Regions from separate parts of the Mus musculus genome. Here region 1 is linked to region 2. A link is a loop called in an ENCODE intact Hi-C map of the cell type or tissue named here. Cell type or tissue: gastrocnemius. All regions are shown on one strand. Links, peaks and the distances in the headings refer to the core of each region. The heading gives the core; the rest is flanking DNA. Region 1 overlaps Dop1a (DOP1 leucine zipper like protein A). Region 2 overlaps Dop1a (DOP1 leucine zipper like protein A).

What was found. Hi-C counts contacts between places; a loop is a spot of excess contacts. Peaks named below come from ENCODE experiments on the same cell type or tissue, not always from the same donor. Only the 100,000 strongest peaks of a DNase experiment are listed, where the experiment ranks them.
Region 1: a loop joins it to region 2, with 2.0 times the contacts of the local background. A loop is called at or near these places in 6 of 42 quality-filtered maps.

Annotation. Positions count from the first base shown.
Region 1 is chr9:86,488,455-86,504,905 of GRCm38, forward strand. Dop1a (DOP1 leucine zipper like protein A) reads left to right here. Exons shown (of 39, transcript NM_177208.3): 5 at 1,124-1,294; 6 at 3,527-3,716; 7 at 5,942-6,040; 8 at 12,342-12,441; 9 at 13,420-13,529; 10 at 14,539-14,647; 11 at 15,723-15,843. Among named protein-coding and RNA genes, the nearest start is that of Dop1a, 30 kb to the left of the region's middle. In gastrocnemius, for the core only: no CTCF peak of the experiment used is centred there; no DNase peak of the experiment used is centred there.
Region 2 is chr9:86,548,023-86,564,473 of GRCm38, forward strand. Dop1a (DOP1 leucine zipper like protein A) reads left to right here. Exons shown (of 39, transcript NM_177208.3): 35 at 148-284; 36 at 779-834; 37 at 1,981-2,145; 38 at 3,624-3,753; 39 at 5,994-7,784. The coding sequence ends at 6,299. It overlaps Pgm3 (phosphoglucomutase 3), which reads right to left. Exons shown (of 13, transcript NM_028352.4): 7 at 14,514-14,671; 8 at 13,799-13,882; 9 at 11,393-11,491; 10 at 10,373-10,486; 11 at 9,481-9,603; 12 at 8,170-8,343; 13 at 4,454-7,381. The coding sequence ends at 7,292. Among named protein-coding and RNA genes, the nearest start is that of Pgm3, 16 kb to the right of the region's middle. In gastrocnemius, for the core only: no CTCF peak of the experiment used is centred there; DNase peaks (open chromatin) are centred at 6,046 and 6,813.

The sequences.
Region 1 (16,451 bases), core at 5,155-7,654, 59 kb before region 2:
AGGAGTGGTCTGTGAGTCTCCGTTCATCTTCAAAATACTACCTGAGTGCAAAACATGGCACAAGGGTCTTAAATATAGAAATACTGTCAGCTGTGATCTCCTGTTTCCAACCCTCACAAATAGTTCAATCCTAGTAATAAATATTCTAATATGGCACTAGTTACTACTTTAGGAAATCAAATAGGGCTATAATCCTAATCTAGTTAGCAGGTTAGTGTCATTTCATTAAGGACCTGACATAAATTGAAAGCTGAATGCTTAAGGATCCTCCAGTGTACCATTTGTAAGTAAGAGTGTAAGGACTGTGTCTGTGCACAGGGCAGGCAAGGGCTTGGAGTCTACAGAGGGCATGGAGGGTTCTCAAAGGAACAGAATGGCTGGGTTAGTACTACAAGAATGAAAAGAGTCAGTGCACACGGGTTGTACAGTGTATGCAGTAGCCACAAGGTAGAAATGTTCAAAACTGTTGGCAGGAAATCTATGACACATTATTAATGAAAGTTATAACTTCATAGGAGTTTTGAATTCTAATTGTTAGGACAAGGTGATGAAAATATGGTAATCTCTGCTAGTAATTACGTGGATGAGATGGGAAGAATTTACTCAGGAATTAGCTACAAACCTGAAGAGAGAACACAGCCAGTGGTCAATGGTTAGAGACAGGGTCTCGATACATAACCCTGACTATGATGGAACTTACTGTGTAGATCAGGCTAGCCGAGAGATCCACTTTCCTCTGCCTCCTGAGTACGGGGCACGCACCACACTATACATGAGTCTCGAAGGAGACATTTTTACAATAGATGCAAACATCACTTCTAGATAGATATATAGCTTTTGGCCAGCTAATAATAGATATCATTTTAAAGTACTAGTTCTGGAGGAGGAAGAGCAGACTTCCGAGAATTCTTGTTTAGAACTGTGGAATATAAGGTGTTTGTGAAACAGCTAGGAAGCTTGTGTGTATGAAACTCAGGTGAGAGAACTGGCTTAGTTTAACGGATGTAGAAGTCATTAATAGATAATATTTTAATCACTTGCTGTAACCTGTTTCATCAGAATATATGATATACTTGCATATGAATTAATGTTGGTGCTGTTTTATATCTTTCATTTTTAACAGTTCTGGGTTGTTTCCTCTTCTTGCCAATGCTGCTATGTCTGTGAAGCCAGCACTGCTCGGTTTGTATGAGATGTACTACTTGCCCTTGGGGAAAACCCTGAAACCTGGTCTCCAGGGGTTGCTGACTGGTATCCTTCCTGGCTTAGAAGAAGGGTCGGAGTATTATGAGAGGTAATCGTATTTGGTCCTCTTTGATATTACAAATTATGAGTTGGTCAGAGCCATCCTTAACTGTGCTTTAACATCACAAAAGTAATTATTCTAGTTGTAGCAACATAACACATTAAGATTTCAGTAGCATGGGACTGAAGATATGGCTCGGCAGTTAAGAATATTGGCTACTCTTACAAAAACCCTAGTTTGGATTCCTAGTGCTCAAGTGGCAGTTCACAGCTATCTATAACTCTAGTTCCATAGAATCTGATGCCCTCTTTTGGCCTGCCTGGCATTCACATAGTATTGCATACATACATGCAGACAAAGCAGCCATGTACACATTAAAAAATAAAAATTAAGAAAAAATTATTGGAGCTAGAGTGATGATTCAGGGGTTAAGAGTACTTGCTCTACCAGAGGACCTGAGTTAGAGTCTCAGCACTCCCTTGGAGGTTCACAGCCATCTGAAACTCCAGTTTCAGGGGATTTAGCATCCTTTTCTGACTTCCACAGGCAGCAGGCAGTGAAGTGGAACACAGATACACATTCAGACAAAACAGGCATACATATAAGATTTCAAGAGCATTAAAAACTGTTACAAAGTATCTAATTTAAGCTTAAGAACACATTTTAATGTTTTCTAACTGTGTTCCCTTTCTTCATCTTTAAATGAAAAATAATACCTGTTTATATGTTGCTGAAGTAATCAAAACAGTCCAGCGCTTAGCACATGTAAGTCACTCGAAACGTATGACCCGTAGTTTAAAATAATGACATAACAGATTAATAAATAATGAATAGTGTGAAGTGGGTCCCTGTGACAATAGTGTTTAACCTTCTAATGGGAGAAAATTGCCTGGCGCAAGTGCACTGCTTTTCACTAGCTTTTGCTGTAATACTTGATGTGACGTGTTAAAGGAAAGGATCTATTCTGTTTTGGAGCCTATTGTTCTTAAGAGCTAATGGCTATAGACAATGTGTGGTGCCCTTATGTTGTTACAGAAAGAAAGAAGAAAGAAATTGAGTTTAGCTGGCAAAAATAGGAAATGCTAAATTTAATTTGTGAGTAGACATAATAATGTAAACTTTAATAATTTAATCAAGTACACTGACCAATTAATATATTCCAATTATTTCCACAACACTATAAGAATCTAATTCTGAAAATATTGTATTATACTTATAGGCTATATTGAAAAGGAAAAAATACAGTCAAAACTTAATAGCATAATTTGCTGTTCTAAATTTTTTCCTTTATTGTCATTATTATTATCATGGTCTCTGTGTACCTGATGTGAATGGAGGCTGCAGACCACCTTATGTGGGCTCCAGGGATGGAAGTCTGCCCTACAGGCTTCCATGGCAAGTGCCTTTACCCTGGAAACATGTCTAGGGCTCATATTGTTTGCTTTTTATTAATTTACCTATTTGCTTATACTTTTAGAAGCATAATATAAAAGTAGTTCATTTAGTTTAGAAATAAGTTTTAAATTATACTCTTAAGGGAAGTACAGAATAGTAGCATTTAATTCTACTAGTTCTAATTAAAATTTAAAATAGGAATTATATAATCATCTTTCTGGTAGTAGTGCCCTATTTATGCTTTGTTACATATTCCTTATAAATACTATAAAAATGCTCATAAATGTGTTATTTTAATGCATAGATACATTGAGGCCTAAGATTAATGTGACTATTAAATCACCAACTGAAGTCATGTGACTTTGCTATATTATACTTTAATATAATAGACTTCTGTATATTGAATTGTTTATTTTGTTCCACTGATGACCTTACTTTGACTTTTGTCATAGATCCAATTCTATTATGTTATTGTAAATTACATGCTATGATGGCAGAAAGAGATATCTGGAAATATCTGAAGGTTTTGTAGGAAGTCAGCGTAGATATGCTAAGATCGATTAACTAAATATGTTGCTTTATTACTTACTGTACTTAAGCCAGTGAGGTAGGCAGGTGCTGAGTGCTGTTCTCTCCATTTTACAGATGGAGACTGAGTTGGAAGGATTAGATTTATCCAGCTAATACACAGCAGAAGCAAGACTTGTACCCTGTCCTCTGAATAGGAAGTGTATGCTTCAAGACTCACTCACTTGTTTGCAGGGTGGAGCTGGCAACTGTGCTGTGGATGCTGTAAACTATTTTGGAAGAGAATAATGGTTGATTGCTTTTCTCTGACCCTGAATGCTTCCTTTCTTATACCCTTCCTTCTGTTGTGTGCTCCAGAACAAACACCCTGCTGGAAAAGGTTGCTGCGGCTGTAGAGCAGTCTGCATTCTACAGTGCCCTATGGGGCAGTCTGCTCACCAGTCCTGCTGTGCGCTTACCTGGAATCACATATGTTCTGGCCCATCTGAACAGGAAACTTTCAATGGAAGATCAGCTGTATATAATTGGCAGCGACATTGAGCTCATGGTGGGTTGACATGCTACAAGTGTTTCTCTAGAGCCAGACATTCCAGACTCAACATTTCTATTCTCATCAAAGAAAACCAACACCGAAATACTGAATAACTATTAATGTTTCTAAGGATTAATTCTTCATGGAAAAGGCATTATTGTCTATACCTGTGACCTTTCATCCAAGCAAATCCATGATTTTAATTATTCCTGTCTTGTTTACTAATAGAGCACTGTTACCATAGCTACATTTATTATAATAATCCCAAAGTGAACCTTCTCTCCAGTCTTACTTTTCCTTATTAAAAAAGATGTAATTTAGACAAAATAATATAGCTGAATCCTGAAAAAAAAATAGACACTGACTGTGTTCTTATATTCTTCTTAATTTTAAAATTGATAACAGGAGGAAATCAATATAGGATGCTTTAGTCTTAAAATGGGCAAGGAATTCATTTTCTTGTTTTTTTTTAATTTTTAGTTTTATTTATATGAGTACATTGTCACTCTCTTCAGACACATCAAAAGGAGGGCATCAGATCCCATTACAGATGGTTGTGAGCCACCATGTGGTTGCTGGGAATTGAACGCAGGACCTCTGGAAGAGTAGTCAGTGTCTTAACCACTGAACCATCTCTCTAGCCGCAGGACATTTTTAAAAGTTCTATTTTTTTATTAATCTTGTTTTCCAGATTATGAAAATAACTGATATTTAATGTACAACTTTGGTTAGAATTAGTTAAATAATACTTCCATTTGCTAAAATTGAGCCATCTTACATATATGAATTTTTAATTAATTATTTTATTAATTTACATTCCAAATACTGCCTCCACTCCCCCCCCCCCCCGCATTTCTTTTAGACAGGAACAATTCTGGGTCAAAAATTTTGAAGGTGAGTTAGTGACCCCATCCCTCCACTGGGGGCCCTGTCTATCTGCTGGAGTTGGTCTCTTTAGGTTCCAACTGCCCGCTGTTGGGCACTAAGGTCATCCCAGTAGAGTCCTGGGGCCTCTCACATCCCAGCCTCTGGGACATTCTATAGGCTCCCTGTACTCCCTATCCCCGGCAGCTGCAGATTTCCATTCATTCTCCTGGCCTTGTGTGCTTCTCTCCTGTCTCCCCCCGCCCCCCAATACCTGATCCTGCCCCCCTTTCCACTTCCGCTGCCCCTCTACTACCTAGGTCCCTCCTTCCTTCTGTCTTCTGTGATTATTTTGTTTCCCCCTTCTAAGTGGGATTGAAGCATCCTCATTTAGGCCTTCTTTCTAATTTAGCTTCTTAGGATCTGTGGTATTCTGTACCTTTTGGCTAGTATCCACTTATCAGTGAGTAAATACCATGCATGTCCTTTTGGGTCTGGGTTACCTCACTCAGGATGAAAGTTCTAGTCCTATCCATTTGCCTGCAAAATTTATGATGTCCTCATTTTTAATAGCTGAATAGTATTCCATTTTGTAAATGAACCTCATTTCTGTATCCATTCTTCAACTGAGGGACATCTAGGTTGCTTCTAGATTCTAGCTATTACAAATAAAGCTGCTATGAACATAGTAGAGCATGTTTCCTTGTGGTATGGTGGAGCATCTTTTGGGTATATGCCCAAGAGAGATATAGCTGGGTCTTCAGGTAGAACTATTTCCCATTTTCTGAAAAAGCACCAGATTGATTTCCAGAGTGGTTGTACCAATTTGCCATCAGTCTCCTAACCACTACTATAAAAAAGACTCAAAAAATTATATTACCCCCAAATCACTAGACCCCTGTGGTCGTTCCTGTCCTGTGTTCACATCCTTGAAAATGTTGGTCTGTTTTCTGATTTTAGTTTCATTACATCCAGACTGTTAATGTATGCTGAATCATACAGTGGGTGTGGTTTATTCACAGTTCATGACCCACTTGCGATTAGCCCACGCTTCTGTGTGTGGTGTCATTGGTTGGCTGCTTTATGCTGCTTCATATTCTCTTGTTGATAATGCCACAGTATGGTGTTTCTTTCATCAGTCAACAGGCACTTGACTTGTATCCCACTTGGTGCAAGTGTGAGTAAAGCTGCCACACAGCATTTGCACAAACATGCTGTGTAGGCATGAAGTGGGGCACCGGGTAAGAAGTCATTGACACTGGCATTAACATTTGTATGTTGTAGAGCTCTGGGATTAGCACAGGTATATTGTCTCTGTCTTAGATGAAAATACCAGGGCAACATTTCCCAGGATGCTAAAGGCTTTCTTATTTCAGGTAGAAGCAGTAAGCACTTCAGTGCAGGACTCGAGTGTACTTGTACAGAGAAGCACGCTGGACCTCATCCTCTTCTGTTTCCCATTCCATATGAGTCAGGTAAAACTTGATACTAATAATGTCCTCAACGTGCAGTTGTTTTAAAGGTACCATATTAAAGTATTGTCGTTATACAGAAAACAGATTCCTTTTTGGTGAAGTGGAAATCATGAATATTGTAAAGAAAACTACTGAGCTATTTGATAAGAATATAGTAACTGAAGCAGATTACTTTATGTTTCAAACCATTTTTAAACTTTAAAAAGCAGGGGGTGCTCATTGCTAATTCTAAATAAGCCCAGTCTTGAGACCCCGGCCTTAGAGTCAGCTAGCTGATAAGTTGTCTGATGGCACCTTATCTTGCTTTGGTGACTCCAGCATACATGCCAGAACTTTAGGGGAGTTAGGCACTGTTTGAGAACCAAATATTTAGTGTCTATGCCACTTGTTACTGATTTCACTACAGATAAAATCTACTGACCTGACAAATTTCTAATGAAGTGTTTCCTTACTGGGATTTAATTTAATCAATCTCCTTAATTAAAAGAAATCTGCTGTGAAAATTAAATTTATTCCATGCCATAGTAGTGGATACCTGTAATCTCAGCACTCAAGAAGCAGAGACAGACAGATCTCTGTGAGTTCCAGGACAGCCCAGTCTATAGAGAGTTCCAAGACAGTCAGGGCTACATAATGAGATTCTGTCTCAAAAAAAATTATTTCTAAAATACAATTAACAGAAAGGACTTTGTTGTTTTCATAATGGCTGCTAGTTGAGAGATTAGCAACTTCACATTATAACTGGCAAAGGTTTTTTTTTAACAACTTTGCTAATAAATCTTTTATTACTTCATTTAATTTGAATAAATAATAATTGAAGCCTTTTATAGTTCATTGAGTACATTGTCACTGATTGAGACACTTCCAGTTTCTATTTTGAGCCTCCCCCACTCTTAACTATGGTCCTTTCTTCTGCCTTCTGGATTCACACATTTTCTGTATTGGGAAAATTCAGCTACAAAGCTGTAGCTTAGGAGTGGCCAAATGGACCTAAGGTGAGTTTTGGGGAGGCTTTTGTTGTTGTTGTTGTTGTTGTTTTTAACATTGTTAAAGTCTTATAAAGAACAAAAAGTAAGTCAAAGAAATGTGTGTAACAAGCTGAACTTGACTGCCAGGCCCTTAGGAGATCATTCCATATTGATTTTTGATATTGACCTTTCTCCTGTTGAAACAAACGTTCCATGTTAGTAAGCCCTCCACTGAGAGGCTCCTCCACAGCATCCGAGTTAAATCCTAGGCTTCAATTGATACGAACTTAGTTTGGAATCTCACTCGGTCACTGATTAAAACTACACCTTCTCTGTACTTCCCTATGTCCCTGTTCCTGCTGCCCAGCCTTCCCAGCCCTCCTGTGCTGTTTCAAGAGAGCAGCAGTGTGTGAAGTCTCACAGTCCCCTATACTCTTCCCCCCAACCCCCCCCCCCCCCGCCGCCCCCTGCCGCCCCTGCCGCCCTGCTCCCCAACCCACACACTCCTGATTCCTGGCCCTGGCATTCCCTTGTACTGGGGCATAGAATCTTCACAAGACCAAGGGCCTCTCCTCCCAATGATGGCCGACTAGGCCATCTTCTGCTACATATGCCGCTAGAGTCACAAGCTCTGGGGTACTGGTTAGTTGATATTGTTGTTCCTCCTATAGGGTTGCAGACCCCTTCAGCTCCTTAAGCGTTAGTTGAGATTATAGAGATCTTCAACACTGCAAAATGTGTGGTAATGTATTTAAGAATGACTTCTTAGCCATGTGTGTTGGTGTTACATACCTGTAGTTCCAGCATTGAGGAAGCTAAGGCAGGAGGAGACTTTGTGTCCAAAAAGGAAGAAAAAAAGTGTCTTAACTGGGGAGTAGCCCAGTGGTAGAGGCATCAGGTCCTGGGTTCAATCTGTAGCAACAAAAAGTGTGGACTTTTTTTCTTGGAGACAGAGAGAAAACCCATTTTAGAACACATGACTCACTTATGCATTACGTCACATTCTTAGGTTCCACGGCGACAACACTTTCAGCTCAGCTCATTACTGTGCTTACTGTGAGGTAGTAGATTCCCTCCTGGAATTGAAGTTTGTAACCTTCACCACTTCCCCTATTCTTTCCTATCTGAGTTCTCTCCTCAGGTAAGGTGGGGAGGCATTGGTGCTTCCAGGGTTTAGGGACAGTGCTTATAACCCACGACTGTTAGTGAGGAGATACACCATAGGAGTTCTCAGACTTGGTTGCTTGATGCTATTGCATACTTCAAAAATACTCAGAGGCTAAACATTTTCCAGATGTAAGTTAGTACTAATGATATTTATCATGTAATTTTAAAAATACTCTATTGATTAATCTCAAAATAATTGAGTTATCTTATCTTCATACTTTTATCAATCTCTTTAAATAACTGGCACAAAAGCATAAAAATGAAAGCTCATGTCTGCATTTTGGTTGATACGCAGTTGGAAAATCAAAGTCATTAATATTTTCTGCTAATAAGTAAAACTCTTCTTTGATACACCAAAGTTAGATCTTAATAGCTAATTGTAATATGTAAAAATAAATCAACTTTGAGTGTTATGTTCTGTTATGGTCTGCTAGTCTAGCTGGTACTTTTATTCATACATGATTTTGCAACATCAAGTTTGGTTATGTAGGAAATGCTGGTATACTCAATTGGAAAGATTTTCTGTATACAGACCCACTTCACCATATTCAACTAAACAATCATATTTGTTCCTAATACCTCTTATACCTATAACTTTTTCTTATCACTGTTACCTGACATGAAACACCTTAAAGGTGGTTTATTTTAGCTTACTCTTTCACAGAGATTTCAGTCGTAACAAGGAAGGGATGGCAGCAGAAGAGCGATCTCTGTCAGTGGGAACTTGCTGCAGCAGCTGTGCATTCTAAGTCCAGCTCCCACTCACCCACCTCCACCATGTCCCTCAAAGGAAAATGTGAGCCTGGAGCCAGGTGTTTCTGATCTAAGCCATAGCATTTTAAAACCAGTAACTTTATTATTTTATTTTACTTTATTTTGTGTCTGCGTGTGTGTCCACAGCACTTACATGGAGGTAAAAGGACAAGTTGCAGGATTGTCTTTGTCAACATTTATGTAGATTATGTAACTTATCAGGGTTGGCAGCAAGCACCTATTACCCATCTCCCCAGCCCCAAACCATAACACTTTGTCAGTAAAAAAAAAATTTAGGGACTGAACCTCTAGGCTTGGTCCTAGTTGTCCATCGTTTGTTGGGGGTCCGGTCTGATCAGTTCTCCCTGTACTGTTCCCAACCCTGGGATTTAATCCAGATTGCACATCCTGTGCACCTGCCCAGTCTGGTTAGCTGCCTGACTTCAACCCATTCACACCATCAGCATCCAGTCTGCCTTAACCTAGAACCCACTTCTGGACATGGGTCAAGGCTGGTGAGTCACTGGAACCTAGCCTGCCTGCAACATCTTCACCCCTCAGGCTGTTCATAAGTGGCACAGCCTGTAGCTCTCACCCCTCCAAACTGGTCAAATGCAGCGAACTAATACAGACTAACACAGCCTACACCCAAGGCTTATGGAACATCATGAAAGAGGGGACAAAAAGACTCTGAGAGCTTGAGGATCAGGACATCCACTTCAAGACTGTGTCTTCTAGATATGACAGCGAAGCTGTACCCATGACCTTTCAACAACATGCCTGCCTAAACAAGACCTGACGTAGCACTTCAGTTGACATGCTAACGTGGATGAAATCTCACAAAGCACTACTTCTAGATGAAGAGCTATAGGCAGTTAATGACTGCTGAGAGAGGTAGAATCAGTTTTTCCCTGGAATGACTCCCCAATTGGTTTCTCTGTACTGAGGGTCAGCCCTAAAAATGTATATGCTTGTAACAACACAAAGTGGACTCAAAAGGTTGTATTTATTTATTTATTTATTCATTATAATAACTAATGATGAAGAAGATATGAGTTGGAAAAGGAGGAGGTGGGACATGGGAGGACTTGGAGGAAGGGGAAACAGATATAAATACAGTTCATATATGTGAAGCTTAAAAAATGTTGACACTGCAAAGATTTTAGCCCAGTGTCTGGAAGCAGTGTAACTTCAACACACACAGTCTTTCATAATTTAATTTTCTTTTGGAATTACCAATATTATTATATATAGCCATATTGTTTCTGTTTAAATGAATGACTACTAAATGCCAAAATTCAAAAGATCATATTTAATGTTAGGTGTAACCCAAGGTATATAAACTAAAAATATCGTTTAACAAAAATTATACTCTTGGTTTTTTAAAAGCTGTTCTGTTTTAAACACTAGACAACCAACCTACATTTGCAGCAAAAGCACATGATGTGTGCTTACAATTTTAGTAGACAAAATAGTAAAATTCGTGGACTGAAAAGTGTACCTTGAGTAACAAGCTCAAATTTCAATATCATTCTTTTAAAAGACCTGGGAAGCTAGCCAGCGTTCCTTCCTACTTTCCTTTTTGTCTATGGACGGAATTGAGTCCAGGGTCTCCTGCAAGCTCATCTACCACTGTGCTGTATCATCAACTTACTTTCTTTCGTTGGTGGTGTCTTTATTGTACTCCAAGAACATGGAAGCAAAAATACAAAGATTATAATAAATATAATGGATGCTCTACTCAGCTGCTTTTCATACAGTTACTCCAGTGGTTTAACTTGCTTCTTACATATCAGGAGCAGTCAACTCAGCAAAAGAAAAAGGAAATACATCTAGACAGTCTTATGGTGTTTTCTTTGTTAGATAACTAGTTTTCACTATCACACTTGACACATTGTCTAGCTTACTGACAGAGTGGGCATGATGTGTCATCTGTGGATGCCCTGTCCTCTAATGGGGAAGATTGTACAGAGAAGCCGCATTGTGACTCAGGAGATGTCACTCTGCATCCAGATGAGGCAGTGCCCACGCATTTCCATTTGACTGTGCTTTAGCGCCTTATGAGGCATAGATCATTTTTGTTGTTTTTTTTTTATTTTTACTAGTTGAGAATTTCATACAATGCATTTTTATTATATTCATGTCCTCAACCCCTCCCAGATCCTACTCCCTTCCCAACCCATACAGCTTTGTGTCATCTTTTATTTTAAGCCCATTCAGTCCAGTTTGTACTGCACATACTCCTGATGTGTTGCCTTGCTCTGAAGTGGGGTTGACCTACCAAGCCTTCCTTAAAAGAAACTGGCTCTCCTTTCCCAGAAACTCAGTGCTAACACCTGCAGAGAGAGGAGCTGGATCCAGAGTCCCAACCCTAGATCTGGAGCTACTGGCCACTGATAGCTCTCAGGTCCCTTGGTATAGAATAGTTTTATAGGTCAGTTTTTATGATTTCAAGATTTGATATTTAAGTTATTACCTAGTGATATTTTTTTAATTTGTATGTAGTTTGTGCATGTGTGCGTGCACACTCGCACGCTTGCTCTTCAGTTGCACATATGGAGATCAGAAGGCAACTCTAGGAGTGGGTTCTTCCCTTCACTAGAAGCCTAGGCTTCAACTCAGGTCATCGGGTTTGCATGACAAGGGTTTTAACTCACTGAGGCCCCGACTGATATTTTTAAAGTTAATAACAGATTTATTAGCTACTTCTCATCTTTTTTTAACTTTACATCTTATGAAATAGGATCTTTAGTCATTTTTAAACATCAAGTTAAAGCTAGAAGAAAAATCTGGCGGAAAAAATTGAAGTTATGAATAGAACAAAGGGACTCTTTGGGTTTTGTTTGTGTTTTTCCCATGTTAGAATTTAAAAAAAAATGAACTGAATTGATGTGAGCAGCATCCTGAAGACTTTAGAGCCCATTGACACTGCTGAATAGCTAAGGCACATAGATGACTTCCTGCTATTTGTCCTCTTTATCAAACTCTTTTGTGTCAGATTTTACTGTTGGTGGAAAGCTAAAAACAAAACAAAACAAACAAAAACTTTAAACATGGTTCTAAAGTAAGTGAGCTGTAGTGTCAGCTATAAAGCTAAAGTGGAAAACAGAAGCAGAAAGAACAGAAAATCAAGTGGACGCTCGGTGCCATCCTTTCCTGCTTAGGGAGCTTGGACCCAGACTTGCTCTTTGATGCCACCCAAAAAGAAACCAAGAGTCTTGTTACTGTTCTTCCCGTCTCCTCAAATGTAAATTAGAAATAATAGCTCCTGTATTTGAAAGTTTAGGTAAAGCAATGTTACATATCCACACCTGACACTGATGTTCAGAGCAGACGTCAAGGCATTCTTCCTTCTAAAAGAGTAAAACCAGGATTATACTGAAATATAACTACTATAATATAATTCTTTTCAGGCCACTCGACCAGATATGATCAGGATCTTGTCAGCAGCCCTTCATGTAGTACTAAGGAGGGATATGTCCTTGAACCGAAGACTTTATGCATGGCTTCTTGGTAGGTAATTAATGAGCATGCTTATAATTGACAAAAAGAAGAAAACAAAAAGAGATTTGCTATGTATAATCTCAAATTATATGAAGAAACTAAACATTTATGTATAAACAATAAAAAAATAGAAATTGTGCCAGAAAGGTGGCTCTGTGCATAAGAGCATCAGCTGCTCTTCTAAAGGACCAGGGTTTGGTTACCAGCACCTGCATCAGGTAGCTGAGCACCATCTGTAACTCAAGCTCCAAGGGATCCAGTACCTTCTCCTGGCCTACAAGGGCACAGTATACACACACCCCACCACCACCACCACAATGATGATGATGATGATGATGGTGGTGGTGGTGGTGGTGATCAACCCAGGTGGAGGGAATACTAATCACGAATTTTTTGAGCAAATTTCAGAAGCCTATTAATTGAACCAGCTATCCATAAAGTCCTGTTCACTTTAACAGGATTTTTTTCCTCTTATAAATTTCCATGATTATACTTAGTTAGTTTATTAAAAAGAATAATCATCAAAATTATGACAAAATTCCAAAACTTCACAGTCACCAACGAATCCTAAGTAGTAAGTACCACTGTCTCAGAGGTGACTCCAGTGTGAGACACTGTGTACACTTAGGCCATAGAGCATTAACTACATGCACATCATCTTCAACCTTTGTCTGAGTGCTTTGCCTGTCCTCTCTCCACAGCCTCTTACTAGAATAAAAGGTCACTTGATAACTTACCATAGATATTGTAGTTTTTTCACTGTAAGATTTGGTGTAAAATAAAAATAATTCTGGAAGGATACTATTAGACTCATCTATTGAATTGGTTTCCCTTTATTAAACTATCTAAAATGGTCTCTCTTGCTGACAATGAATGGGCTACTAACTGGGTAAGTGTTTAGTGCTGTTTTTGAGATATTTTAGCATTTAGTGAACAACAGTATTAAGGCTTCCATTTTAATTACTTTTGTGATTTATTCCCATGGAGGTTTTGATAACAACGGTGCTATCATAGGACCAAGGAGCACACGACACAGTAATCCTGAAGAACACGCCACTTACTATTTTACAACCTTTTCAAAAGAATTGTTAGTCCAGGTAACAGCTGTTTTCATTATTCTTTGCTTATCTTACATTGAAAAAGCCTAAGACAAACTCTTGCTTTAACTAAATTCATAATTGAAGAAGTCAAGACAAGGCTCAAAAACATACAAAGAATGACTGTAATACATGTATCGCTACTGCAAAATGGTAATCATGGCTGGACTCCATAGGAGGACAGTGTTTTACCTGTCTGCCCTGTGAAAGTTGGGTCAATTCAGACTGCCCAGGACCTAGATTTCCTATGAAACCTCAGGTAGTTAGGCTTTTGCAGGCTGCATATGGTAAGACTGCAACTCACATAGAAACATTAAAATTAGCCATTTATTTCCTAATATATTTAAGATGCCTCAAAATATTCTAACAGGGTGTATTAAGAAAACTAATGATTGCTCCAGCATTTTTCTTTATTTATGTATTTGATTATGAAACAGGATCTTACTGTATTGACCTTGAACTCATGGCCTACCTGCTTCAGCTTCTAAAGTGCTGGTATTATAGGTGTGTACCATCGTGTGCAGCTTGAAACATTTTTAAATGAAGGAAATTGTACATTGAAATTTAAATAACTAAGAAGATAATTGCATACCAAACCCCTCAGTGGTAAGATGGCATAGTTGAAATTTATGTCTGAAACAGAAACATCCACATCTAGAACCAACACTCAAACTCTCAGTACACTTCTCTTGACTTTCCTTTTTTTTCCCAGTGAAAATTCATGATCCCGATGAAATGGTACACACTTGTAGCCCAGCACTCAGAGGACGGAAGTAGGAGGATGGGTTTGCTGTCAGCCCAGTCTTTATAGTGAGGCTGTATCTCAAGAATAAATGACAGACGAATAGTGAAAATAATAAAGCAGTGTGCTTTCTCCCTGGCGCAGAAAACAGACACCAGTCAGAATAGCACAGAGCATGTGAAGCTGCGTTTCAGATGGGTACAGTTAAAAACTGTATTAACAATATTACTAGTTTCTAAATCACTAGTATGCTTTTCTCTTTTGAAGGCCATGGTGGGGATCTTACAAGTGAATGGATTTGGAGAAGAAAGCACTCTCATGCAGGATCTAAAACCTTTTCGTATTTTAATCAGTTTATTGGACAAACCTGAACTAGGTAATATTTGGTGCTGTTCCGGAACATAAGGTGACATGCTTTTGTATTGCTTAATAATAAAGTAAGATGACGACATTGGGAAAATTGTTGTATTTTGAAATGAATTTTAAATACAGATTCTTAACAGTTTCTTACTAAAGTTACAGGTGTGCAGCTGGCCTTTATGTCAGCATAAGACCTATGTTTTACACTGTGTTAGGCAACAAAGTCATTGTTTAAACGATATCTCAAACTCTTAACCATTATTTTCTGAAATGGAAACATTTTTTGATCTATTATAATTAACTTATAGTTCATACAATTTGAGAGCTGGAACCGAAATACGAGTTATATATTTCCTTCATAGTCTTCTTGTTGCTCTTCTGTACTTCCCTTCATTGTATGTATATTATATATCAGATCCACTAGAAAATTAACTAGAAAAATATTTTTTTGCTTTTTGCTATTATAAAATAGGTAAAACCCCTAATTATTAAAGTGTTTTGGCACATATACTATAAATCAGCTCTTAAAAGTGAAAATTTTAAATATGAAAGTAGCAAGTGTGTGAAGAACTTCAGTAGGGTCAATTTTTAGGTGCTCTGTGATTGTGATGAAGCTGAGGATTTTTTAAAGAATAGTGGGAACTGTGAGGCGACAGATTTATCCTTCTGAGTTTGATAGTTGTTTAGCAACAGCACTGGTGTGGACAGTCATCCTCGGAGCTGCACAGTGCGTCTCTCAGAAGTTTCTCCAAGTTGTTCGGTTGTCCTGTGAGTCTGCTGTTCCCATTTGGGATGAGTAAACTAAGACTCAAAACTAAAGAGCCTGTCAGAGGTAACAAGACTGACCAAGTCAGTTTCCTGATCCTGTCACTTCTACTAATGTGATCCTCTACTTTAAATAGACATTCATCCCATTATTTACTATTAGACCATGTTTTAAATCATAGAGTTCAGCTTAGCTTCTAGGGGAAAAGAATCTTTTCTTAAAGTACTTTCTTCAAAGCATGCTTCAACTGGATCACTCTTCAGGTCGTCATGATTTGCTAGTATTAAGTTACTTCTGCCTATAATTTGCTGTATATCAATTTTAGGACCTGTAATCCTAGAAGATGTTCTGATTGAGGTGTTTAGAACTTTGTATTCTCAGTGCAAAGCAGAATTGGATCTTCAGATGGAACCACCCTTCAGCAAGGACCATGCTCAATTAAGCAGGTAGATTGCTAAAACTTAAGACATAAAGATGGACTCATTATTAGTGCTTATGAAATGGACTCTACTATATGAATTCATATAATGAGATTATTAGTAATGGCTAGGGAGTTTACTCTAAAGTTTATATTATGATAAATAAAATTATCACTTTGTTAGTATGAAGTATAATTAATTGTACTCATTAATTAAAAAGGTACTTTAAACAAGACAGTAATCATTACTTGATTACTTGATTGATTCTTAATTATACCAGTTTGGGAAATTAATGTCAAGATGGCTCAGAGGTTAAAGAAAGACACTTGGCTCCAAGCCTGACTCTTGCGTTCTATCCACTGGAGTCATATGGTAGAGGGAACGAAACCATTGCTGTAAATTGTCCTCTAACCTCCACATGCTCATCATGCCATGCACATGTCATATACATGTACATGTATGTACACAGAATAAAGGAGCACATGTACATGCTAAGTAGGAAATCTGTGGTAGTTAATGTGAAAATAATAGCCCCATCCAAGAATTTTAATTTATACACTCACAGGAGACTGACACATGTCAGTTAATGAGAAAAATTTTTTCTGTTCTTCTGTGTTAGGCAGATCGCTTCTTTT
Region 2 (16,451 bases), core at 4,795-7,294:
GATTTTCTATTAGATTCGTACACTCCTTAACTTCTAATGAAAGAAGCAGCCTGCAAAAGATTGGAGGTTTTTCTGTCTGGACTAGACATTAAGTTTTATAATAATTGGAATTACTTAGGCATTGAAAATACGCTGTGTTTCTTTCAGAGAGATTGGTTGAGAGTCTCCGTTTGCCCCAGGTGCCGACCCTTCACTCTCAAGTGTTCCTGTTTTTCAGAGTGTTACTTTTAAGAATGTCTCCACAACACCTCACCTCACTCTGGCCTACCATGATCACAGAACTTGTGAGTTAGTTTTATGAGGTTATAAATATAAACTGAAAAACAGTGTGACTAATTACCAAACGTTTTTTAGGTGAAAACTAAACTCAATATTATCATGGCAGTGTCTAAATTGAAAATAATAAAAACAAGTCAGATTCCATGCGCCTAAGTATCTCATGCCTCGAGTTGTGTAGGTAACCAACTGCCTGTGAGCCTTACATGGCTCATCCAGTTTAATGCTTGCTCTCTTTGGCACATTTTTTGGCTTTGTCGAAGCCAACGAGACTAATGGCCCCTGCAATCATAGCCCTGCTGAGAGACAGTTGATCTGTAGCACTAGTCTGATGCAAGGCATATACTCCACTTCAAGTACAGCATACTTCCCAGTTAAGCTCACATCGGAGATTGGGCAGACTTCCTAAAGTAAACCCTCCCAAGCCCCACTTCCACCAAAGATATGGTGAGAAACAATGACACAGCCAATTGAACGGGACCATTTCCTTCCCTGTCTCCAGGTGCAGGTGTTCTTACTGATGGAGCAGGAGCTCACTGCTGATGAAGATATTTCACGGTAATGTGTGCTCAAGTTGCCTGAAGTTACTCAGGAGAGTTCAGGCACCCCACTATCCACACACTTCCATTATTTGGGGCTAGAGAGATGGCTCAGTGGTGAAGAGTGCTGACAACTCTCTCAGAGGAGCTGGTTCAATTCCCATCACCCACATGGGATTGTCTGTACCTACAGTTCCAAGGGAATTGACACATGGTGCACAGATAGAAATGCCGGCACAACTCCCATACACATAAAATAAAATAAAATCTTTACAAAATGAATATTTCCATTATTTAAGTTTGAATATAATTGTCTTTAGTCAGGAAACATAATAGATTATCACTATTTATGGCTGTCAGCCTCTACACAAAGAATCCACTTAATATAATTTAGTGTTATTTCAACTACATTAGTCATGTTAGTTTTGGAAGTTTAGATCTAGTCTCTAAAACTTGGGATACATAATAAAATCAGTATGGCAGGTAACCTGTGACCAAGGTATCTATAGATCTTCCAGAATGTTCCCAGTTGAGTGTACAGTAGCTAGCTCAGTGTGTAATACTTGCCATGTGTGAGGACCTGAGTTCTATCCCTGAACACATGTAAATGTGTAGGTGTGCTTGCTGGAGAGATGACTGAGCAGTTAAGAACTCATGTGCTCTTGCTGAAGACCAGGGTTCAGTTCCCAGCACGCACATGCCAGTCACAGCTATCTGTCACTCCAGTTCCAGGGGATCCAGTAACCTCTTTTGACTCCTACAAACACCAGAGATGTATATGGTGTGTGTGTGTGTGTGTGTGTGTGTGTGTGTGTGTGTGTGTGTGTGTGTGTAGAGCCAAAAATTCTTACCCAGAGAATGAAAACAGAAAAAGGTGGCAGTGGTTCGTGCATTTGCAGTCATGTCTGAAGAACTGGACGAAGCTGGTTACTGGGACTTACTGCCCAGCCAACCTAGCCTACTTGGTAAGCTCCAAGCTAATGAGAAACTCTGCCTCATAAACAGGATATATATAGTGCCTGAAGAGTAACGTTTCAAAATACAGTGTAGTTGTGATCACTGATTCCTGCTCATCAGTGTGGCTTTGGAACAGACAAGTTAATCTTTAGCATTTCCAGGACTCCTGTGAGCCAAAGGTTCTGATGACAGCACTGTCTGGTTACAGGACGTCAGGGCCGTCTGCTGCTGGTCTGGAGACAACCTATACTGGAGGTAATGGCTTCTCCACATCATATAACAGCCAGAGGTGGTTAAACCTCTATCTCTCTGCTTGCAAGTTTTTGGATTTGGCTCTGGCATTGCCCTCTGAAAATCTTCCTCAGTTTCAGATGTAAGTAAAAGCAAGGCTATTAAATGGGTATTTTTCAAAATACATTTGGTCACTGATGTACAACCTAAAGTTTTTTGTGTAGGTTGAAGTATTCATAAGTTTCCACTAAAACCTTTCTGCATTGGAAAGAGTGGAGCAGCAGTTATTAGCACTAATGGTTGCTGTGGATATGTTCCCACCTAGAAGTGGGGCAGTGGGGTGCAGCCTCAGAAGCTATAAGGTCAGTGGAGGGGACAGAGCCAAACACATGAAGGAAGTTATGAGGAAAGCATAAGATTGCTGCCGACTTTGAGGTTCAGAACAAGTCCAGGAAGGAGTTGTAAGCAGAGATGGTACAGAGCTAGATGCTCACTCTGAAGACAGGCAGGACTGGGGCTGATCTGTCTGAGGTGTTAAAAGATCTGTCCTGCTGGCGTTCGTGTGAAAGGAGGGGCTACAAAGGGACTCTACTATGTAAAGCATCGTAAAAAAAAGAGCATAGATGTAACCTAAGATAATGTGAATCCACTGAAGCATTTAACAGATTAAGTGATATTATTAGGCTTGCATTTTAGAAAGTTTATCTTCGCTGTGTAGTGTGGAAGAAAGCATAATAAATAAAAAGCTCCAAGATAGTTCAAACAGCATTTGTGCCTGCTTTTATTTTTTGGTGGAGTTGTCTTAGTGCTGGGGATGGAGTCCAGGATCTTCAGCATGCCAGGCAAGCACCCACAACCCTTGTGACTTTGGTAGCAGTTTGTTTCTGAAAATCAGAGGGTTGAGTCCAAAAATATGTGCTTTTCTATGCATAGACTCTCTGGAAGGATACATACAGTACAAGAGCCTAGCAGCCCTGACGGTTCCTGTAAAGGAAAGTCTTCCTTCTAGTATATTTTTACATGCCGGAATAATCAACTTTGTTGTAGTGCAGACAGCAGTTTCCTTCTGAGTAGCCTGACTACCAGTCAGCAAGAGACTGAGGCAGGCGGACTGCAAGCTTGAGGTAGTCACTGCAGCAACACAATATATTCTGTCTATTAGGGAAAGAGGAAACTTTTTTAAAACTGGTTTTGCTAATGAGTAAAATGGTGGTGAGTGCATTACAAGTTGTCCTATTATCATATAACGCTGGGACAGTCGGTTTTGTTTTGGGGTTTTTGTTGTTGTTGTTTTTGTTTGTTTGGTTGGTTGGTTTTTTTTCAGCCAACGTTTCTCTGTGTAGCCCTGGCTGTCCTGGAACTCTATTTGTAGAGCAGGCTGGCCTTGAACTCATAGAGATCCCCTGCTTCTGCCCCCTCCCCGAGGGCTGGGATTAAAGGCATATGCTACCACCACTCAGCTTCAAATAATGAATTCTGCTTTTACTGAGTAAAGCCTGGCTCAGCTGGCTCTTAAGTTTGCATGTAGTGGGGCCATGGTCTTTGTACTAAATGATGTAGCTTATCTTTGATGACACAGTGTGTGTTGTGTTACTAATATAAGCCTTCTCCCACTGGTAGGTACCGATGGGCCTTTATTCCTGAAGCTTCAGATGACTCGGGCTTAGAAGTCAGAAGGCAGGGCATACATCAGCGAGAATTTAAGCCATATGTGGTTCGACTAGCAAAACTTCTTCGGAAGAGGGCAAAGGTACCAAAGTTTAGGAGGGTTCTTATTATGTTATTGTTGTTTTCTGTTTTATTGTGTATTCTGTAAATGTGCTAGTAGTAAATGCTACATTCATGAGTCAGTCACTAAATGTTTACTAAGTAATTGCCACATTAAATGTTACATTTGTAAATCATTTACTAAATGTTTCTTGTAAAGCTCAGAACATTATCAAGTTTATTTGGAAAATAAGTTCTTGGTTTTGAAGATTTATTTTTAAGAAATCTGTTTGTCATACTCAAATTTTAAAAAAGATAAAGAAAATCTTTATTAATATTATTTTTAAATTTTTTACTTTCAAAATGAGTGAAACCACTGGAACCAGTGCTTGTAAGTACTCTTGAGAGTTTAGTGTGCTCAGAGTCAGGTTGATGCCATGATGAACACAGATGTGAACTGACGAGAGCTGTGCTCAGGGGTGACTGCAGAACAAGCCTGTCAGATTAGCCTCAAAAAGGAAATCAGAAGCTAGGCGTGGTGGTGCACGCCTTTAATCCCAGCACTTGGGAGGCAGAGGCAGGCAGATTTCTGGGTTCGAGGCCAGCCTGTCTACAAAGTGAGTTCCAGGACAGCCAGGGCTACCCAGAGAAACCCTGTCTCGAAAAACAAAAACAAAAAAAAAAACCCAAAAACAAAAACAAAAAACAAAGGAAATCAGAAAATGAAAAGATCAACACATAATAAAGTTTCAATAAACTTGACAGAAATACTTTATCAAAATTGAATTAGCTAGATAGACTTCTTTAATAATATTTCCTAATATTTTCTATAAAACTCTTGTTATGCCATGTTTCAGTTTTGCATATCCACCCTACTGCTGCTCCCTGTAGTTTTAGAAACACTGCTGAGAATAAAGCCATCTACTAAATGTGACTACTAATCAGAAAGTTAGTGGAAGAACTCAAAAATACAAATGTCTAAAACATTTTTTAAAAAACCATCTATATAAAGGAAATCAAGAGAAAATGAGAATTACCAAAATCTGTCTCATGAATAAAGTGTAGAAGTTAAATTCTGTAGTTTATACATGCCTTGAATCCTTTATAATTAAGTAAGGATCAGGCTAACCTTCGGGCCAATCTTGGCCCTGAAGCAGAGGGGTAAATGAAAATGGCATTTCACCATTGGGCCTGTGTTAATACCTGTCTAAGTGCAGAATCTTAACAGTACATAGAGTTAGGGCTCATGTGAGACCAGGTCTGTGTGAACTCACACGATTTGTTTCAGCAGTAATGAAGCTGTACTCGATTCTCTACAGAGCAAAAGGGAAGAAAGCAATTAGGAGCTTTACTTAAAGGACATGAGGAACTTGCTTCTTTAGGAGCCAAATAAAAGGACAAAGTTATGGACCAAAAGTCCATCCAGGACTTAAGGACAAAAGCATTCCTTTTTTGTCACAGGATTTGAGGAGGAAATGCAGATACAGTGACCATTCATACGACTGTAGGCCTGTGCCCTCTGCTGTCCTCCACAATGACCACAGATACGGCAGCCATCTGCACCAGAAAGGATCTCCCATCCCCATCCCTTTAAACAAGGCCTTCATGGCCAAACACACTTGTTACTCGAACAGGGGCTATGAGTTCTCCTCTTTCCTTCCACAGGACGAGGAGGACTTTAAGATTTTGGAGGGATTGGAGATGGCCAAGCATCAGGTGAGGGTGGCTATTGATGCATATGATATGGCAGCAAAAGCAATGACAGGTAAACAGGAAGGAAGGCACACACCTGTAGACTTGTGAAGTCAGAGGAGGAAATGGTCATATGGAGATATTTGGTTATTTAGTATGGAGGGCAGGTACATAAGAACAAAAGACCACTGAAACTGTGCTTTTCTTGGTTAAGAGCTCAGGGCTGTGAGGGAAGGGTCACACTTTTAAAGGAAAAATCTCCATAGGAATATAAAAAGTAATTTTACCATGATTGTCTTGTATTTCAAAATTAGCTATAAAGGCTGTAAGCATCATTTACTTTCTTTCAGGATAAATTGATTTGATTTGGTTTGATTTTTAGGAGACTAGAGGCAATATGGTAAACTGTGTGACAGCATTTGTTAATAATGAAAGTCCATGGTTAACTTTTCATTTAGATTGGCGGCTAAAAGGCTTCAGAACCAGTGGACTTCGTCAAGTCTGCAGTGAAGACTTGATGCTGGCATTTGTCTCCACTTCTCACATAACATACGTTACCTATTAGTAACAACTCCTTTTTGTGTTTTGCAGAAAAACCCAGAGGAAGACTGCTCGGGGAGGACACTGGGCTGGGAGCCAGGGCACTTGCTGCTGACGCTCTGCACCATGCGCAACATGGAGCAGCTTCTGCCTTTCTTCAATGTCCTCAGCCAAGTCTTCAACAGCAAAGTCACAAGCCGCTGTGGCGGACACTCAGGGAGCCCCGTCCTCTACCCAAACTCCTTCCCAAACAAGGACATGAAACTGGAGAATCACAAAGCCTTTTCCAGCAAAGCCAGGCAAAAAATTGAAGAGATGATAGAAAAGGACTTTCTAGAAGGAGTCATAAAGACTTGACCACCACCAGTGGTTCTCCAGAGCCTAAATGGAATACTTAAAACACACTGCTGAGTTGTATAGTTTCTTTTTCTTTTATATATATATATATGTGTATATGTAACAAAGCATTATTCAGGTTGTATTTAATTTAAATATTTGTAAATAAGAGCTTATGTCTGAATGTGGCCTGAATCAAGTTTAAATATATAGGTGGCTCATACTGATGATGGTGCCTACAAGGTCTATATTTGCATATATAGTCCATTGTTTCACTGTCTTGGGTTGTCTTAAACCTGCAAAATACACACCACGTTTTCTTTTTTCCTGCTTGGTCTCAAGCCTCATTTAATTGTTAATTGTTGTTTTTCTTCTTTCTGTGGTTAATAATGTCCTAGTATCAGAATGGTCACTTGGTTGTCAGAGGCTTCAGGTATCAGATGGAGCTGTGTCCCTTCGCTGAGCACTAAAGAGTAGCTGAAGCCTGGACCACACACTCTAGTGGGCACAGCACAGAGCTCTGCCAGTACAATGAAAGATGGGCCACCTGCCAGTTCTGATGCTGCTAAGCAAACCAGTCAGTCATTTCTTCCTCACATTGAGATCCGCATGGGAAATTGGTTCATACGAAATCTCCCCATTTGAACCAGGTAGGTCAGTGCTACAAAACATCTTGGTTAGGTAAGCAATCGAAAGGGGCTGCAAAGAAGTTAGTAAAGTTTAATTTCCCAGTACCCTTCATGAATTCACTTCATACCCTGTAAAATTAATGACACTTGAACTATTAAAACTTAATACAGATTAAAATCAGAGGTAAGCTTCATTCCCAAGTCTAAGATTTTGAGCTTCTAAACATTTTTTTCCTGGTAGCATTTAAAAACCTATCTAGAAATAATCCATTAACATGCATGACATGTTGATGTCATGATTACAAATGCCCTAGTACTGCCAATATTATAAAGTGTTATAGAAACATTTTAGAAGTCCACTTCTCCAGAATATAAAATTTATCTTCAGAAAGTTGGTTGTGGTCTTTCTCCAATGCCTCCAGCCAGCTGGAACACCAGCAAACTCACTTCATAGGCAAGCCTGTCTGCGCTTTCCTGCAAATCACAGTAAAATTAAGTGAGACACAGTGCCTGCAGCCATTCCTGGCTGTCCTAGGGGATGCTTCCTGACTTTGTTTCACAGAAGTATTCAAATAACTTCTTTTTCATCTTTCAGTAATAAGGTTCAAAGCCCATATTTAAAATGGGCTGGATTCTTCTAAATAAGATTTTCAGTTCTTGAGTTTATAAGTTATTCCAAAATTAAGTAACTTAAAAACCAAACCTCCCTAAGTAATTCTTAGAATTTACATCACATAGTCATTGCCATGTAAAAAGTAACTGTTTATCTCCTGAGTCCGCATTCAACCACAGTATACATAAAGAACAAATGATGAAAATGCAGAAACAGAGTAATAAGAATCTAGAGAAAGATTTGAACAGTAATTACAAAGTCCAGAAAAAAAAAAAGCAAGCATTCAGTTAATTTGGACATACTAAAACTGGCTGCTTCTACAAACTACAGTTCTAAAGAGGAAAAAGAATAATCTATAATACATTAAAATTAGCACATGTCAGACTAAACTAAGGATTTATTAGTTATTCCTGTACAGCCAGAACACACCCTCAAGAATCTACAATAGAGAACACTGTTTGGGAACAAATTAAAGGGGTATAAACTGGACCTCCCACTGAACTCAGTAACTTTTCAATCTTCGTATACTAAAGGGCTGTATTCACAGATCCCAGAGGGGAAAGCCACAGTGAGATCCAAACACAAATAGTGTTTTCTCCTCGCCTGTCTTCCTCCTTGATTCAAACTCAATAGATTGATGCCAGCTTACTTGTGAGTTGGCTTCTGCATATACTCGGACAATGTCTTCAGTACCAGAGGGCCGTACAAAAGCTCGGGCAAGTGTGTATTTCTTCACCAGGTCATTGATTGCCTCTTGGAGTCCTGGTGGAGTGACTGCTTGTCTCTCAGCATCCGTGGTGCTAATAACTCTCCTGTCCGCGACCTGAGCAAAAATATGCTGTATGTGTTACTCTGTTATACTCACTTTCAAAAGCTTAACCTGTTCTAAATAGTCTTGCCAGAGAGTAACAGACTGGCGTTTCAGGTTGCCACACTACAGTGTGCAGCAGGGAAACACCAGAGCAGGTGAGAAGAAACTGCAATAATAAAATTTCCTGTTTTATTTTTCATTTTTCAAGACAGTTTCTATCCATGACTGTCCTGGAACTTGCTCTATAGAATGGGCTGGTTTTGAACTCAGAGATCCGCCTGCCTCTGCCTCCTGAGTGCTGGGATTAAAAGCATGCCCCACTACTACTGGGTGCCATGTAACTTTAAACATTTATACAACTACTTAAAACTTCTTTAGTATACAAAAAATTACCTTTAGCCAAACAGAACATTTCCACATACTGTCTCAGGGCTACCATTAAAATAATAGCAATAACTACTGTCTGGCCCCAGGACTTCTACGCCCTGTAAGAAGTTATAAGAGAGCTGTACTAGGAATCTCCTAAATAAATGAAAGGCAAATCCTCAGCTCTGAACTCTGGCTTTCCTAGTTCTAATTCTCTCTCATCAAATTCTGTTGAAGTGTGTGTCGACTGATAGAAATATGGGCTCATCTGACATGCGTTCAGAGGATTCTCTGCCTTAGCGTACAGGTTCTGCTGCTCCACGCCTCGGCCAGGAACGTAAAGACTGAGGCCTACCTGGGGCTGCAGGAGACCTAGTCTCAAAAAAAGAATGTAAGCTAAAACTTAATTCCAAAGTAACATTTTCAGTTAAAATGATAAGGTTATTGTTCTCAGTTCTGCCTCAAAATAGTGTGGACTTGGATGTGAAAACAAGTGAGCAGGAAAGCAGAAACCTGTTTAAGCTGGCTACATAATTTTTGTGATTTTGTTTAAATTGGTTCATATTTTTAAGTGATGCATATTCACACATAATCCCTTCCATTCTATAAAGTGGGAGTATAGAATAACTTCTTTTTTAAAGTGTGAGGAAAACAGTTGTGATAAGCCCTTACTTCCTAAGTAGAATGTACATATAGTGAAATATAACCCACTCTGGACACACTTGGCATGGGAAGACTGGAAGAACAGCTACATTCAAAAAGGTGGTTTCACACTCTCTTCACCTTAACTTTGAGTTGTCTGTTAGGAAGATCGACATAAATAGCATCCCACTGCTGTACAGTCAGCCCCTTCAGAGCCAGGATAGCCTCAATCACCAACATGTCAGAAATAGCATCTCCAGCTGCCTGCAAGATTGGGGAACAAAGCATATAAACCAGCCTGAAGTAAATCCCATATGAATACTGTCCACCTCGGAACCCAAGCTGCGCAGCATGAACCAGAGAGCAGAAAATAACATGAGCACTGAGGAGATACACAGCAGTAGGGAAGATAACAATGACAGGTAAGATGACTAAACCAACTCAGGAGAAACATATAAACTGGATAAAGGGTCAGTCCCGACAGCTTATGATTCAAATACTTTAAGTAGATCTCTTGACAGCACTAAGAGAAAATGACCTTTGGTTCAAGATACACATGAAGTTAGAGCCAAACTCTTAGCTTTTGTTTCATTTGTAAAATGGAAATGATGACCTTGCTTCCTGCATTACTGCAATGATTATAAAGCAAGATGGATAAAATGGCCAATCCAAACCAGACACTCAGATGCCATTGTCTTTCTGGACTTGGACGTTGCTCTTCCATTGACTTATAAATAAATGTACCTTGCTCAAACATGTAAATGTTATAGAATTTTCCCAAAGTTGTCTTTGAAAAGATAGCTACACACAAGATATATAACTCAGTAGCTACTAAGTATACTTGAACTTACGTTTTCTTAATAAAATATCAAGAAAAGGAGGCATATAAAAATGTTCCATTTCTAGTCTAAGTCTTAACAGTGGACAACACAGTTAGAAACAAACCACCAAGCCAGGACTCTTCCACGTTTTATATAACTCTTTGTTCGTGTCTTAATGTTAACTCATACACAGACAGCTCACCAGCTCTGACCTGGTTGAATAAGTCGATGATGCTCGCAAGCGTCCTGGCTGCTTTTCCTTTTCCATCGTCTAGTTCTTGGGCTAGTCTTTTTATCTTCACTTCAACTGCTTCACTGAACAGTGCCTGCAGTGGAAGCACATGAAGTCAGTCACGGACTCCAGGTTACCTTCCATTCCTAGAGAATCTGGAGAAACTGAAGTAAAGATAATGGTACCCTTATGTCTGCCAACAATATCAAATCAGAGCACAAAAGGTATTACTAAGGAAACAGTTTATGGATTATAAAAGTAACTTAACAGAGAGCACTACTGCTTGACAAAAACTAAGACATGTGAGCTCACCGTGTTCTCCACGCACATCTTGAATATGCAGCAGGTACCTCAGAATGATATACGATAAGCAACATCAGAAAGAGTTCACTGCATTTCTCAGTACAGCACACAGGGTCAGATACTCATCACCATATACATGTTGAGGCCAGGATTGACCCTTCAGATAGTCATCAAGGACTGTTTTGATTCAGGGTCTTCCATTAGAAGGGCTCACTGATTAGGCTAGCTTGATTGGTCAGTGATCCCCGGGGATGTGCCTGTCTCTGCCTCCCCAGCACTTATCAAACTCCAGACCTCATGCCTGCTTCCCCAACTGAGCTCTCCCTAGCCTCATTCTTCATACAAGATCATTATAGTTTTAATTTGTTTTGTTTTGGTTTGGTTTGGTTTTAGACACGGGGTTTCTCTGTGTAGCCCTGGCTGTCCTGGAACTCACTCTGTAGACCAGGCTGGCCTCGAACTTAAGAAATCCGCCTGCCTCTGCCTCCCAAGTGCTGGGATTAAAGGCGTGTGCCACTGCCCAGCATTTTTGTTTTTTTGTTTTGTTTTCATTATAGTCTTAAAAAAGAAATTTTACAGCATCAAAAAGTATACATTGATCATGTAGTTTACTCCTACCTAGACATTTAACAAACTAGAACTCCATTATCAAGAAAAGTGCCAGCCAGGGCCAGTTGACATCTTGAAGAGAACTTACTGTTCCATGCCCGTTCGCTTCAAAATAAACTCCGATGTCAAACTCTTGAGCCTTGTGATGCAAATGTTTAACACCAGTTTTGGTGCAATACACAGGTACCTACAACACATTAACGAAAGACAATGGCAAATCAAACACTTATTATATCTATTATTCCAAAAATAAAGAACAAAATCTGGACCCTCCCTCTGGTGCCAAAGAGGCCACGCGGAAAACGCCTGCAAGTAGATGTAGCATCACCTGTCTTCAGAAGTTACCTTAGCTGCAGTCTGGAGGAAAGGGCCTGCTTTCCTTTTCTATGAAGGACCAGATGGTAAATATCCTACACTATATATGCTATATGGTCTTGCACAAACATTCTGAAGTGTACGGAGGCAGCCATAGACCTCATGTAAACAAATATGCAGGATTCCAATGTGGTTCAATTCCAATAGAACTTTTATAAACAATGGCAAGCTAGATAGAGTCCGAAGATTATTTCTTGCCAACTATTTATTGGCTTAGAAAGTTAAGAAAGGCCAGTTGGAGCCGGGCGTGGTGGCGCACACCTTTAATCCCAGCACTTGGGAAGCAGAGGCAGGCGGATTTCTGAGTTCAAGGCCAGCCTGGTCTACAGAGTAAGTTCCAGGACAGCCAGGGCTATACAGAGAAAGCCTGTCTCAGAGGAAAAAAAAAAAAAAAGAAAGGCCAGTTGGGGATGGGTGTGGTGACACACACTTTTGATTCCAGTGCTCGCTCAGAGGACAACTACAGAGTGAGTTCCAAGAATACAACCAGGGCTGTACAGAGGAAACCCTGTCTTGAAAAATAAAAATTAAAAGAACAATAAAAGGCCAGTTAGACTTTCAAGACTGGTCATAGACAGTAGTAGTAAGTAACCCTGACTTATTAGCAGCAGTGAATAGGCTATGAATGGTAGACCCAACAGATTTAGGAAAAACTGACCAACAGAAACAAAACTACAAAACAGATATTAAGTAAGGTCAGCATTTGTTACTTGAGAAACCATAGGATGGCAAAGGCCAAAAGTACTTAATCCAAAGGGAAAACGGGTTGAGGAGTAAATAGCTTTTGAAGTGTAAACGGAATTTCCAGCTGAATGCCCTGGTCATCATAGCTGATGACACTAGAGGGTCACATAATGACACTAACTCATGTCACATTACTGCACTTCCCAGAATGTGTCCTAGAGCCAAGCACTAACCCGTGACAGGCCCTGGAGTGAAGCTGCTATAACCTTGTATTTAGAGTGGCGCAGAGCCAGCAGCCTTGGTGATGTTTGGACCATCTACTGTTCTCTTAAACTGCAGGAAACCCACAGCAAACTTCACTTCTACTTTTTTAGAAGATTGACTACAGATGAGAGCAGAGGCCCAGGCATTCCTTGAAGTCCTTCACCTGCTGTATTGATTCACTTCTCTGCCCAGAGCCCACAGGAATTCAAAGTGGTTTTCAAAAGGCTCGAAAAATTTAGCCACTAGTGAGATGGAGAAAACCAAACAGCTTCCAACTTGTCCAGGAACCCCAGACTCTGAGCAGGCAGTGTGGTCAGAGACTGGTTCTGTGGCAGATGTTGGAAAAACAAGTAGAAGCAAACTCCCCGTGCACCCAGAAAGGCTCTCCTCCAAAGTGTAAGGACATAGGCCTGTGAAGCAAGATCATGAACATGTCAGACAGGGTGCTAAGGAGACTACTGCAAGGACAGGAAACCTTCTCCACCCCTGATCCAAGACCCAAGCAGACACATTCATTTCACACATACTGTCTGCACAACAGAGGGTTACTCATAATGATCCTCTCGCTGCTACCTAAACTCTGTCAGGCTCATCTGAGCACAATCATACATCAAATGGGCCTTGAGGTCAGAAGCCAGCCGAAGGAAGTCAGTCACTGGGGGACCCACTTTTCTACCTTCACTTCCTGAGTGACCCTGTCTCCAGCCGCCTCACACTCCTCCTGCTCCACCTTTCCCATTGTGGGCTATCTGCCTTCACAAGGAGGTAGACTATGCCCTTCCTCCCAAAGGTGCGTTCCAGGTCTTTGATCATCACAATGAAAAACTCTAGGGGCAAAAATGGGTTTGTGTTTGAAAGAGGTATTTCCAGGCCCTTACATGTCCATGAGTTACAAATGTGACTCAATTAGCCTTTTAGAAGGTTTGCATTCATTATAAGCTCTTGGAATTCACAGGGTTTTGATACTACGGCAAATGCTCCAAGGTGACAGCCTTCCTCCCTCCCTTTTGCACCAGAGATGTCAGAGTCTTTTGATCCTCGTCACTGTCACCTGGACAGTGGCTCGGATTCTGGCTCAGCTTCGTTCACTGATCACTCTATAATATCATTATTTTCCTTGGGGAATTATCTTACCACACTATTCAGAAAAGACCCCAAACAGCATGGCTACCTTCATAACTTCTTCAAGGTACCGCGTGGAACTTCCATTTGCATATGCTGTCTGTACGACTCCGAGGTTCACACTTTCTCCAATCTAGAATGAAACTGTGATGGTTAACTCACACCAAAGGCATGGGCACCTCTGAGAGTTGTAACACACTAGAAACTGCCAGTTCTGCCCTGGCTTGGTTTAGGCAAAAAATGGCATTCTAAATGGAATTATTTACTACCAGGAAAAAAGTCTAAAATATCTGCAAGCACTGTTTTAATGTGAATCCTCTTTAAGATAATCTGTGATCTCTGTAAATTATTAATAGCCTTTTCCAGATTAAAATTTCCAACCACAGTTTTATACTAGGTTCAGAGAGATTTCTAAAAGAGGAAAAAAATACATTACCAAACTTGTCATAATAACAAATAATTATGTCAGATATTATTGTTTATAATTTTATACTTTACAGTAATGATTGACTTCTTATTAATGCATGAGTTGTCAGTTTTAAAGAAAATATAACTTCACAAAGCTCCATGATAAAGCCAAGCCAGTATAAAGAAAAGAAGCATGCATACAATCATCTAGAATATTCTCTCTACTACAGTCACAGCCAATGTCCCTATGTTGAAATGGCCGCAACTCCCACTTGTTTTTGTTCTCAGGCCACAAAACTCAGGAACTCGCTATACCCAGTGGTGCTGAGGCCCTCAGTGACTATAATGCACCTCACCTCCAACAGTAGCTCTTTAAGGAAACTGCTAATTAACGTCGCTATCTTGTCTCCATCTATGAGATGAAAGTGACCATCTGCATCACAGTAGTAATACACGATCCTGTCCGCATCCCCATCGAAGGAGCAGCATCTCTCACCGGACTTCATTTCAATTCCTAGCACACAGGAGGATTTAAAGTGCATTTCAGACTAAGAAATGAGAATAAAACTCACTACATAAAATATACGATGTTTCTCTAACGCTCTTAACTATTTTTTTTCAATATAGCAGATCAAAATCAATATTATGTGCTACAGTACAGGACATCCACTATTTCAAGAGATGTTTTAAAAAGATCCCTTCCGTGCCAGGCGGTGGTGGCACACGCCTTTATCCCAGCACTCGGGAGGCAGAGGCAGGCAGATTTCTGAGTTCAAGGCCAGCCTGGTCTACAAAGTGAGTTCCAGGACAGCCAGGACTGCACAGAGAAACCCTGTCTCGAAAAACCAAAAGCCAAAAACAAAAAACAAAAAAAGATCCCTTACAAATAACAAACCAATGCCCCAGTTTTAAATACTAATGTCCACTTGGCCTACTGGTACTCTCTCTGCAGACAGATCTTACTGTGTAGCCCAGGCTGGCCTCCCAACCAATAGCCACTTCCCTGCGTGTTGGGATTAAAGGTGTGCCACTTGGTGAGCTACTGGCGCTGGTTTTGCAGGTCAGATTCTTGCAAGGCAAATTAAAAAACAAAAACAGCAGTTGAATCTATTCATGCTGACATGTGCTATTCTACTAGAATGAAACTTTATTAACCAGTTGGTTTGGCTAGACAAATTTCTCATATAATTTTTTTGAAAGTTTGGGAGATTTCTAAACATAACTTAGAACCATGTTGTCCTTTACATATGAAAAATAAAAATCAGAAATAGGTAAGTTATGAGCTCTGAGTTAATTCTTTTCTGTTTTGTTTTTCAAAACAGGGTTTCTCTGTGTAGCCCTGGCTGTCCTGGAACTCACTCTGTAGACCAGGCTGGCCTTGAACTCAGAGATCTGCCTGCCTCTACAGCATCCTCTTGAGTTCTAGGATTAGAGGCGTTTTATCTGCTTATACTAACAATAACAAGAAATGCAGGTAAATGGGACCACAGATTGTAACTTCCTTGAGCTCACTGAGGATTTCATACACTCACTGAAGCTTCAACTATGATACCAGAGTTATCAGAAAATCTTGCTGCCCCTTAGCCACGCACGCACGACAGCAGCAGAGACAAAGACAACTGGGATGCCTAAGAAGACCCTGTTAGCCTGGCTGTCTTTAGGTCCAAACACAGCCTGGAGGGCTTGGGTCTCCGACACAGAGAAAGCCACAGAAGTGGAGACCTCAACAGACAGATGGATGGAAGTCTGGATCTGAGGGCAGGTAAAGTAATATCAAAAGAAGCACTACACTGGCAAGGTTGCATAAATCAAAGTTCTTAAGGCCGACCACAGAGAGGCACGACAGTCCCCACAAGAGAGGCCAATGCAGGGCAGCTGGAGAGTGGGGCAGCTGGTTTGTAATGTGTGGGGATAGATGGTTGACGGTGTCGGGAGAGGAACAGCTATTCAACAGTGAAGCAAAAATGCAGCTGAGCACAGGCTCCGCAGCCCAAACCATCCATGTGGCTTAACAGAGAGCATCCTAGAGTCTAACGGGGCATCCCACCGCTTTACTACAGTTAAAACCTTAAGGCACCTCTTCCTAATATTCCCATGCAGGAAACACTGAGTCCGCCAATGACTACAAGGCACCCTTCCACTCCCTTTCTAGGGAGTCTAGAGAAAACAGCAATGGTAGCTCCCTGGACGTGAGCCACTGGCAAAGCCTGATGGGAAGAGGATTCCCATCCCAAGGCAACCACCCTGGTCAGAGTAAATGAGAAAGGGTGCACGGGCCACCTGCGTGCTGACAA